Linked DNA regions of Mus musculus: region 1 is linked to region 2. The links are chromatin loops, found by intact Hi-C in ENCODE. Cell type or tissue: left cerebral cortex. All regions are shown on one strand. Region 1 overlaps Ank3 (ankyrin 3, epithelial). Region 2 has its middle 81 kb from the start of Ank3.

Region 1 (2,500 bases), 530 kb after region 2:
CCTCCCTAGCTTTACGTAAGCGCTACAGCTACTTGACTGAACCCAGCATGAGTGAGTTTCCTGACACGTCCACTAATCTATGTCGATTTTTATCAGAAGAAGAGACATTTTTTCTATATATGCTAAATTCTGGTGTCATTTGGGGGGAAAACAAACAAACAAAACAAAAAACAAAAACAAGATACCCTGAACCAATTGCCTACAGAGAAATTTCATAAGCCCATTATGAAATTTAACGTGCCGTGCATCATAGGTCCAGATCCCCCAAGTCAAAGCTGCAAGTGAATTTCTGTTCTTGAAGTTAGTCATGAACTCTTGTATTTATAAATGGTTTTGTCTTGTATTTTTTTTTTCCCACTTTGAAAGCCTTGCTTTGACTTTGGCGATTGTTAATATGCTCACAGATAAATACTGGTGTTCTTTTGAATGCGTGCTTGAAAGGGAAGGTGCGTATTTACTTCTGTATATTTGTGGTGGCACAGGTGACGGCTAGGTTCCTTTGTCATCTGTTCTCTTACTAGACCTGGACCATGGCATCCTCCTCCTGTGAGGCTCATGTTTCATCTTCTGAGGGAAACACTAGTTTATGGCCTTCTACCTCACTTCCCAACTCTCCTGCCTTCTGTTGAAAATCTCATTTCTAAGGCTGTTGTTGGGCTAGGCTGGGAAAGTTCCTTGGTCCTAGTGGTTGAATTTACTTGTAACTGGCTCTTAAAGGCTGACTGACTGGCACAGCGGTTATAAGTCAATTTGGTCACACTGTCTTTCTCTACCACTTCCTCCCTTGTGGTCGCAGTATGCAACCTATGGTCATCATATTGAGATGAAAATACTTTGTCGTTGATCACTGACTCCCAGATATTCACACTTATGTTCCCAGAGGCTCAGGGATGGAACAGTAGGAATCATAGTGTTGGCTTCTCCCTCTTCTTCTGGGTCCTGTGGGCAGCGTGCATATGACACAGAAGGAAATGGCTCCACCGTGTGTTACAGTGCATTTGATTCTCAAGTTCCTAAGGGAAGTTTTTGTATTCAGATTCAAAATGTGGAATAGAAGAGAAACAAGAGAAACATAGATAGAAAGCCTATTGTTTTCTTGAATAGTCCCTCAGACCTAAGTTTTCCACCCCGGCAGACACAGCTCTGTTCCAAAAGCAGCAGTTGGAAATTAATTGTGATAGAGAACAGGGAAGTGGACCTTCCCTGTAGCTAGTTGGTTTTTCAGTCAAGTCAATTGGGTGTAACTCTGGGCTATAGTTTTCCTTTTGGAGACCCTCACACGATAGTTGTTGGGAGTCCCTAGGTGGCATTCTTGGCTTTGGAGAGGCTTGTTGAAGACACTACATTAATTAGGTCAGAGGCAGGCAGCATTCCCCTACTCTGTCCTCGAGGTGTCATTTTGTTTGGAACACCTGAAATATAAGCCCCAGTGTGTCCTGGGTGAGTTTGCCTTGCACACACACAAGTGTTGCTATCTGGCTTGTGTCTGCTAGCTCTGTTCAGCTTGTCTTTGACTTTTGGCAGAAGGAAAGGGTTTTGGTTTGCTTTTTTTGTCTGTTTTGTGACAGAGGACATGGGGAAGTGGAACAGAAGGGTAAGAAAGGACTAAGAGAAAGACCGTAAGGGAAAGGCCCCAGCCCAGCCCCAGGTGTTAAATTCTAAATGAATTACACTTTTCCCCCATCCTTCTGGCCTGGGTGTTGTTAAGCACTGGACCAACCGGAATTGGCCATGCTCACAGAGGATGTCAGGAAGTGGGTATCACTAAAACATAAAATGTATATCCGCGTGGTCATTTGGTGGCTCCTTTCAAAGTTTTAAACCATAGGGGTACTTCAAGAGGACTTCTCATCAGGGCCTGCAGAAATGGCTTAGTGATTACTGCTCTTGCAGAGGACCTGAGTTCAGGTCCCAGCACTTACGTCAGACAGCTCACCACAGCCCATCACTCCAGCTTCAGAGGGATCTAGCATCCTCTTCTGGGCTTTACAATACCTGCCCTGAGGTTATTGAATCAAAGGCATCACCAAGCCACAGGCCTACAGTATGCCCTTTCCCACGGGCCAAGCATTAGGGTGTTTTGCCCGGGTAAGGTCCCCTTAGCGCCTCTGCTTTTAGTAAGGGGTGAAGGAGGCTCTCATGCCCTCAGCACACCCCACTGTCACCATAAACTGTTGCCTTTTTTGGGACAAGACTGTACTCATCTCTGGCGTGGGACATTTGTTAGCCCTTGGCAGGCATTGCAAACCTGTAACCACAGTGATTGGCTTTATTTACGGAAGCAGCGATGGCTAAGCTTGCATGTGTGGTGCCCCATGTGCGCCCACCTCATGTGTGGGTTTCTTGCCTGTTGTGGGAAGAATGTTGGTATACGTTGGTATCATCAGGTCCACTTTTCCTCGTGGCTGTTGCACGTTCATGAACTAGCGATTATGAATTCGTAATAAGTATTATGAATATTCTAGAGCGGCACCAGACTGATTCCTTTGCATTAGGGAAA
Region 2 (2,500 bases):
CTAATGACCGGGAGCATTCTGAGAAGTGAGTCCTTGTGCAAACAGCCAAGTGTGCACTCACGCTAACCTGGGCTGTGTAGGTCAGTCACTTGACCCAGCTTCTTGATGCAGTCAAGAGACAAGGCAAATATGAGATGTGAGGCTGAGCCAGAGTCAACCTATCATATGGCCTTAGGATAAATATTGTTTAAAAAATGCAGGTAGGGAAGGTTACTCCAAGGACACACAGTATCAGTTTGATGAACTCAAATCAGTAGCATTGTTACAAAGTATTAGCACTGTTAGTAGTATGTGTCACTTTCATATGCCTGCCAGGGCTGCAGAGTTAACTGGGGGCAGTATTGCCATAGTTGGCAGAGGAGGAATGTTTTGAACCAAGGGGTTACAGTGGCCAGCTGATGAACATAACCATCTGCAGACATCTTTGAGGTATGTGTCTGTGGCACCAGAACTCAAGGTCACCCTTGGCTACAGGACATTTGGGGCCACCCTGGGCTACATTTGCCCCAGTTTCAATAAAGAAACCAAGAGATGGTGTTTAACAAGACCCAATGGCATAAATTGGTTTCATGTTAGACATTGTTAGTTTTGAAGGATTTCTAAGTTTTTATATTCTACCTTCTGTTGTCTCTTCTTAACATACGTATATATGGTTTTACAGGAAATCCTAGTCTTATAAAAATACTTAGATATTGTCAATTATTAACATATTAAGTGGCAACTACGTTGGAGTAACTATTACTGTTCTAATCAGTGATTTGTGTAAAAAACTATCAAATTAATTTTGTGTTACATGGGCTGAGAATGTAGCTCAGAGGGCTTGCCTCGCATGTACAAAAAACATGATTTTAGCCTCAGGACCACCTGAGCCAAAAGTGATGGTGTATGTCTATAATCCCAGTTCTGTCAGTTTCTGTGGAGGTGGAGGCAGGAGGATCAGACCAGAGATTCAAGGTTTCCTCAGGTATATAGTGAGTCTGGGGACAGCTTGAGCTACATAGAATCAGGTCTCCAGAGAGATGGAGAGAGAGAGAGAGAGAGAGAGAGAGAGAGAGAGAGAGAGAGAGAGAGAGAGAGAGAGAGAGAGAGAAAGAGAGAGAGAATATCACGTCAGCCAGTAGATGGCACTGTGGTGTCATGCTTGAAGAGAAGCTACAGGCGTGACCATTTGTCCTCACTGCAATCTGGCACAATTAAGGCAAAAATGACTTCATATTTCATTTAGAAAAATACAATTTAATAAACAAGCAGATAGGCTTTAACAGAGTTCTGGCAAGCCTTTCTTCCTTGTTTATAACCAGCATCCCCATTGCCTTTGGTGTCTTAGCTTTCCCCGAGGTTAAGCATGTCTTCTTCACCCCGTTCCGTGTATAAACCCAATTACTTGACCACGAGTGTTGCAGTTTACAAGCACCCAGATGTTTTACTGTTATCATTCCTTCGGTTCAAAGTATATCCATGAAAAAGTTTGTGTGGTCTATGATGACACACACATGTATGTATATATGTCTATGTATGTACACATGCACCGCCCTCCCCCTCCCCCACTACAGTTTCAGCCAGCTGCAGAGTATAATATGTTACAAAGTCTAAAATACCAGGGCTAGGACCTAGCCCAAGTTGTAGTGTGCAAGCCCAGCATGCAAGAGTCTCTAGATTCCATTCCCAGCACATATAAAATTGTGTGTGACTGCACATAACCCCAGCACGTGGGCAGTAGAGGCAGAAGGATCAGAAGAAGGTCAAGGCACTTCTTGTCTACCTAGCTGGAGTCCAGATCCTAGTTCAAATAATAAAACAAAGTAAGTTTCCATGAAAGTACTCCCTGCAGGTCTCTTCTGCATGTCCTGCCTGCTGGCACTGCGGTCCACAGCAGCGTGGCTCGCTCTGAGCACTCTGCGCAGACTCTCTTGGTAGCTTCAATAGGGATGTCCGGAGAACACCGCCTAGACTCCTCTTCCTTGCTCTTTGCAGCTTCTCTGGTACTTCTCGGCTGTGGCTGTCGCGGTGCTTGCTTTCTTGGCTGTGGTAGTGTATGCTGACCCACATTCCCTCTTTTCCAGAAGGGACAACTCCCTGAATGTTGAAGTCCCACGGATCACAATGACCTCCCACAGTTTTCTTTCAATCCAGAAATCAAGTCTTTGGCTCTCTCCATCTTGGGGTCTGCATGAGGGGGTTTGCATTTTGACAAATGATACAGGCCCCAAACCGGGGCACTCCATATTTTCCTCCCACAAAAAGCTTTCTGAAAGCAAACTCACTTCTCAGGATATTCCCAGATTTCTCGTGGCTCCATAAGTCCCAGATCTTCAACACTGTCCTGTGTGATCTGTCCTCAGTTTGAGCATTCCTCGCATCTTGTGGGTGTCAGCCTCAGCAGGCTTTTTATCTAATTTGCTACACAGGCCTTTGGCAACCAACCTGTAGACCTTGGGGCACACTCTCCTTTCTGCCTGGTGTTCCCCATGCAGCACTGCATGAACTTGGCCACGCCCAC

What was found. A loop is a pair of places that touch in the nucleus more often than their neighbours do. Peaks named below come from ENCODE experiments on the same cell type or tissue, not always from the same donor. Only the 100,000 strongest peaks of a DNase experiment are listed, where the experiment ranks them.
Region 1: it touches region 2 in a loop (3.0-fold over the local background); 2 of 42 quality-filtered maps call a loop at or near these places.

Annotation. Positions count from the first base shown.
Region 1 is chr10:69,982,147-69,984,646 of GRCm38, forward strand. It overlaps Ank3 (ankyrin 3, epithelial), which reads left to right. Exons shown (of 43, transcript NM_146005.3): 36 at 1-51. Among named protein-coding and RNA genes, the nearest start is that of Gm33361, 62 kb to the left of the region's middle. In left cerebral cortex, a CTCF peak has its summit at 983; no DNase peak of the experiment used is centred here.
Region 2 is chr10:69,451,236-69,453,735 of GRCm38, forward strand. No RefSeq gene overlaps it. Among named protein-coding and RNA genes, the nearest start is that of Ank3, 81 kb to the right of the region's middle. In left cerebral cortex, a CTCF peak has its summit at 1,142 (motif pointing right); DNase peaks (open chromatin) are centred at 1,136 and 1,927; H3K4me3 peaks cover 328 bases.